Linked DNA regions of Homo sapiens: region 1 is linked to region 2. A link is a loop called in an ENCODE intact Hi-C map of the cell type or tissue named here. Cell type or tissue: heart left ventricle. All regions are shown on one strand. Each heading gives the region's core, and the rest is flanking DNA. Links, peaks and the distances in the headings are about the cores only.

The links. Hi-C counts contacts between places; a loop is a spot of excess contacts. Peaks named below come from ENCODE experiments on the same cell type or tissue, not always from the same donor. Only the 100,000 strongest peaks of a DNase experiment are listed, where the experiment ranks them.
Region 1: it touches region 2 in a loop (2.9-fold over the local background); 14 of 110 quality-filtered maps call a loop at or near these places.

Annotation. Positions count from the first base shown.
Region 1 is chr10:80,598,411-80,601,325 of GRCh38, forward strand. The region is part of intron 4 of SH2D4B (SH2 domain containing 4B); the gene reads left to right. Among named protein-coding and RNA genes, the nearest start is that of LINC02655, 50 kb to the right of the region's middle. In heart left ventricle, for the core only: a CTCF peak has its summit at 1,175; a DNase peak (open chromatin) is centred at 1,211.
Region 2 is chr10:80,386,822-80,389,736 of GRCh38, forward strand. No RefSeq gene overlaps it. Among named protein-coding and RNA genes, the nearest start is that of PRXL2A, 20 kb to the right of the region's middle. In heart left ventricle, for the core only: no CTCF peak of the experiment used is centred there; a DNase peak (open chromatin) is centred at 1,650; H3K27ac peaks cover 1,451 bases.

The sequences.
Region 1 (2,915 bases), core at 167-2,666, 210 kb after region 2:
AATGGGAAAGCCTCTGAAAACAGAAAAGATGTGATCATTCAGGCCCTGTGGTTTTAGTTCCTCATCTTAGCCTTTCTTAAAGAATGATGAGTTAAACTCCAGAGCCTGTCATTCACATTCAACAAAACCATTCTGCACTCAATTAATTTAATATGAAAGATATAGTGGGCCATTAATCTATGGGGGAGCAGCAGTTTTTGATAAAACACCCAAATTAAATTTTCCAAGTTAGAAAAAAGGGAAATTATCCCATTTAGTATCACTTGAATACCATTAGTTATTCAGTTCAACAGAGAATTCAGTCAGTTATTCAGCAGAGCTCTGGCTTCTGAGACTCTCTGAATACATCAGGCACAGAAATTCATTTCATAGTTTTTCAACTGTGAACTTGTAGGAGTGTGGAGTTAGATAACATCTAGTTGCCCAGAGATTTAGAGATGAGCTAGCCTGACTTGAGAAATGATATTATTTGTAAAAACTGGACATTTATCATTGCTACTGTTACTAGGTTAGAAATGTAAGCAGGACTTTGGAGTTGTCAGAGGGACTTGTGTTCACCTGTGGCTCCTTGACCTGTGTCATTCTGGTTGTGGCCTTTAACCAACAATCTGCACACTGGTTGTCTCACTTCTTGCCAGGTTTTTGACAGAGCGGAGTGGGAAACGTGGGCTCAGGCCCAGGTCAGGGTCCAGTGATATGGGTTCCATTTCCTTTCTTCTTAAAAAGGAGTGCGCACCAGAGTCGGGGTCAGTGATACTAAAATGCTGTAGGCTTGAGACAGGTAGAGCCGGAAGGGGCTAGTGGGGGTAGAGTCTGGGCTGGGAGTGGAGTGGGCACAGCAGAATTTTGGGCTGGGAGGACAGCTGAAGGAGAAGACAGAAGAAGGGCTTTCTCTATCCCTTGATGGGATGGGACATCGTGCAGTTTCTCCTTGGACATAACTGACTTGAAACTCTCCTTGAACTCTAGGTGCCACATATTTTTGGTGTTATAACTCAGAATAATGCTAGCCTGAGCTCCCATGTGGCCGATTAGTGTCCTGCTTAGGGTCCTCTCTCCTCTTGAATTAGCTCAGGAATCCCTGGGGGCTTTATGGTTCCCCAAAGCTGAGTCATTACAACATTCACATGGGTGTGAAGTGCTCTGGTCTTAAGGAACTCCTGCAGTGGCTCCTGGAGGCCACAGGGGGTCACTGTTGGCAGCCATCAGGCGTTGCCCGCAGGCTTCAGGACCACAAGGGTGGTTGGCTGCCGACCTCAGAAGCCTTGGATAAGGGTTGAGAGAGCCCTTTCCCTTGGCCCAAGTTTAGCTGTTGTCGAACTTTGCTTACCTCGTCTTGAGTGCCAAACCCATTCTTCCACCAAGGGACCATGGCTCCAGCAGGCCGAGTCACAAAAGGCCTGTGTGATACCCTTCAGCATCTCGGCTGCCTGTTTTCCCTCCCTAGGGGTCAGAGGCTTTTCCTGCTCACACTTGTTTTTTCCATTCTCTGACAAGAGACCCTGACTCCACACATCTCCTCTGCTCCCACATCACTTCCCCACCTCCACTCAGGGATGGACCCTTTCTAAAGGTGCCATTTCAGCTTCTTTATCTCACAGTAAACACGACAATAACAGATAATATTTAATAAACCTAGCCCATGCCAGGGCTTTCCAAGCCCGCCATGTACTGTCCCATTTACATCTCAGAGCAACCCAGTCAGGCCCCCACTTTATGGACAAGGAAAGAAGGTGTAGATAAGGTAATTCAGGTTGCCCAAGATCACACGGAGCAGAATTTAAACACATGCACTTTCACATACAATTCAAATCTTTACTGATTTCTTTCCCCATATTATAGGATGGTTCATTAATTTTCAGGGACATTGTTCTATTCACCCAAGGGATTACTACAAATTAATGTTGCTTTGAAGCATGGAGTTTCTCTGCAGGATGTAACCGGATCATCTGAATTCTACAGGACACTGAGCTTTTTCTGTCTGGGCAGGGGAGTAGGGTGGGCCTGAGATTTCTGAGCTGACCCGGTTGGTCTGAGTTGGTGAACACAGCTGCACAGAGGCAGGTTTGTAGCTTGGTGGGAGCGTGGTGGAGCTACAGTGCAGAGTGGCATGTGTGTGTGTGTGTGTGTGTGTGTGTGTGTGCTGGGGAAGGAGCCCACTGAGCTGAGAAAGTAAGGAAAGTAGGCAGGGCACTTCTCAGGGCCTTACCTGGCAGGCCAAGGTGTTTGTATTTTCTGTGTGCAGTGGGAGCCACTGAAGGCTTTTGAGGAAGAGAATGGTAAGATTAGAGCTGGGCTTTAGGAGAATGGGTTTAATCTTTGTGTGACAAATGGCTCAAGGCCCCACCTGTCTGAATTCCAAAAACCCGGCTCCCTAGTCTGCATACGATTTCCTTCTGTAGCCTGCCTGCCTGTCTGTCACTGAATGTCACTGTCTCTCAGGGGCTGTAATCTTCCAAAAGTCACGGTCCTTGTAGGGCACGAGCTTCTAGTTTTTAGTTTGCAGTCAAATGTCTGCAAAGCCCATCCCGGGGCATCCTGACCTTGTTGGAGCCTTTCGTCACAATACAAGGCTGGTATCATGGTGTTCTTAGGGTCTGGAACTTACAGACCTCCCTTTTGAGTTTTAGAAGCCGCAACATACGGATGTCTTCTCAGGGCCACTTGGCAGACACAAGGCCCTTCCTTGAGGAACACAAAAAGTGGAAGGCCAGAGAGAGGGGTGTCTTGGAGTCTTGTAACATAAGGAGTGACAAACCACTGAAACCTCAGTTTTCTCTCTGGAATGGCCTCTTCCCTTTTCTTTCTCTGGAAAACTCTTATTGATCTTCCCACACCCAGTCAAATTATTTCCTGTGATGGCTGCTGGCTCCCCAGCAGAATGCGAGGCTGCTGCCCCTAAGCTCTGACAATAC
Region 2 (2,915 bases), core at 198-2,697:
CCAGCCGGGCGCGGTGGCTCATGCCTGTAATCCCAGCACTTTGGGAGGCCGAGGCGGGGCGATCACGAGGTCAGGAGATCGAGACCATCCTGGCTAACATGGTGAAACTCCGTCTCTACTAAAAATACAAAGAATTAGCTGGGTCTGGTGGCAGGCGCCTGTAGTCCCAGCTACTCAGGAGGCTGAGGCAGGAGAATGGCGTGAACCCGGGAGGCGGAGCTTGCAGTGAGCCGAGATCGCGCCACTGCACTCCAGCCTGGGTGACAGAGCAAGACTCCGTCTCAGAGGAAAAAAAAAAAGTGTGGGGGCCACCACTAAGACTGCAGCTGTAGATGTTTGTCCTTCTCACACTAATCCACACACTACCTGCAGTAATTCATCAGAATTACTACAGATGCTTCTGGACTCATGATGCCGTTATGTCCCAATAAACCCATCATCAGTTGAAAATATCGTAAGTTGAAGATGTATTTTATACATCTAATCTACCAAACATCACAACTTAGCCTACACTACTTTAAGTATGTTCAGAACACTTACATTAGCCCAGCACTGCAAGAGAGCATTGTGCCACATATCACTGGCCCTAGAAAAGATCAAAATTCAAAGTATGGTTTCTACTGAATGTGTGTCATTTTCACACCATTATAAAATCAAAAAATTGTAAGTTGAACCATTGTAAGTTCGGACCATCCGTTCTGAGGCATCACTGAGCTGGCTTCTGCTCCAGGTAAGGAGATCTCAGCTGGACTTCTTGGAAGAGCCTTTCTCTCCAGAACCCAGATGGAGATTTGGCCTCCAAACCCAGTTTTCTGATAGATCCAGAGAAAGTCATTGATTTTCCAGTTTCCCGTATTTTTCTTGTAAGGATGAGAGCGCTTCTAACCTTTTCATATATCAGAATTGAAATCAGAAGTCCTCTAGAGAGACCACTTTAGATAGAAGGTCAGGGAACACTGAAAGTGACATTAGAATTGAGCTCCAAAAATAAGCAGGAACACAACAGCCCTGCCAGGCAGGTAATGGTACCATTTTACAGACAACAGTCCTAGGGCTAGAGAGAGAAAGTGATTTTGCCAAGAGTCAAAGCCCAAGGCTTTGAAAGGGCCCAGCCGGCTTCAAAGTCAATCCTTTCTTCATTCCACCAAGCAGCCTCAAACTCGTAATGCAAAGGGAGAGGCTGGAGGAGCCATCTGTCTATGGAAATGCTCAAATATATTCAGAGACTTTGAAATTGTGCCTTCTGGCTGGGCACGGTGGCTCATGCCTGTAATCCCAGCACTTTGGAAGGCCAAGGTGGGCAGATCACCTGAGGTCAGGAGCTCAAGACCAGTCTGACCAACATGGCGAAACCTCATCTCTACTAAAAAAAAAAATACAAAAATTAGCTGGGTGTGGTGGCGCATGCCTGTAACTCCAGCTACTCGAGGGGCTGAGACAGGAGAATTGCTTGAACCCAGGAGAGAGAGGTTGCAGGGAGCCAAGATCGTGCCACTGCACTCCAGCCTGGGCAACAGAGCAAGACTGTGTCTCAAAAACAATAACAACAAAAAGAAATTGTGTCTTCTTTTAGTTTTGCCTCAAATAAGCAAATTGAGTTTAAAGCTAAGCAAGTGTGTTATGGTGACTAGAGCTCTGGGCAGGGAGCCAGGAGACCTCAGCAGTAGCCTGGCTCTAGCAGGAGATTGCTGGTGACTTTGGGGAAGTGCTTACTCTCCCTGGGTTTTATTTTTTTCATCCTTAAAATAAGAAATCATAGACAAATCACAGGAAGTTTTTTTTGCATAGTTTTTTTCTTTTTTAACAGGAAGTTTTGAGTAGCCTGAGAACATTGAATTTTTCCATTGAATATCATTCTCCTTTGCTGTCTGTAGGCCGAAGAGAGTTAACTCTGCCTCAAGGGAGAGATTATCCATGTGAACCTCAGCTCTGGTTCAGGTTCTGATGAAGGGTTTAGAGCAAGTCAGATGAAATAGGGTGCAGACAAGGACAAGTTCTCCACCTTGCTGGCACCCTAAAGGTACAAATTTTCTGGACAAATCCTGGCCTCTGGCCCCAGGTAAAGCCTCAGCATAGGTGATATTGACCATTCTCATTGTTGATGTGCTCATGGCCTTATTTAATTCTTCTTCAGTGCTCATCTCACTGAGGACAGCTATAAAGATGAAGCCAGGGAAAGAACAGAAGCCACTGTGCAGATCATCTTGGATAGTCTAGGGGCTCATTAATTTGGCAGCCCCAGACTGGGTCTAACTGACAGCAGCCCACATTATGATGCTGGGCTAGGCTGTCTCGGGGAAGCCAGCTGTCTTCAGGCTTGCATGACCAGGTTCAGATTTGAGGTGGAAATTGCGCAAATGCAGTGATGCTCCGTATGTGTTTCACATGGCCACCCACACATCTCTTCATTCGGATGGAGACTGAATTAAAACTCCAACTCTACCTTTTCCTTGCTCTACGACCTTGACCAAGTCACTAATCTCTTTAAGCCTCCAGTTCTCCTCTTTAAGAGGATAGTAATGCTTTCCTTACAGAACTGATGTAAGGCTGGCAGATAATGTATGTAAAGCACTTAGCATGGTACAAGGCAGATCATGAGCATGTGGTCATTGGTAGTTACAGTCTTAACTATTACAACAATTAACTATTATAACAATTAAGTTAATAGTTATAACCATTTAGTACCTAGCCACTGAGTACTAAGCATGAGCTAGGTCCTATGCTTGGTTCTTCACATGAAAGAGAAATTAGTCCAATATAATCCCTGCCCTAAAGAAGCCTCTAATCCAATAAAAGAGCAAATCATATACTAAATAATTACACAAGTCTGATTGGCATCATGCTCCAGGAGAGGAATCACAGTCCTAAAATAATCCAAGGCAGGAGCATTTGCTGTGGATGTAGGAAAGGAGAAT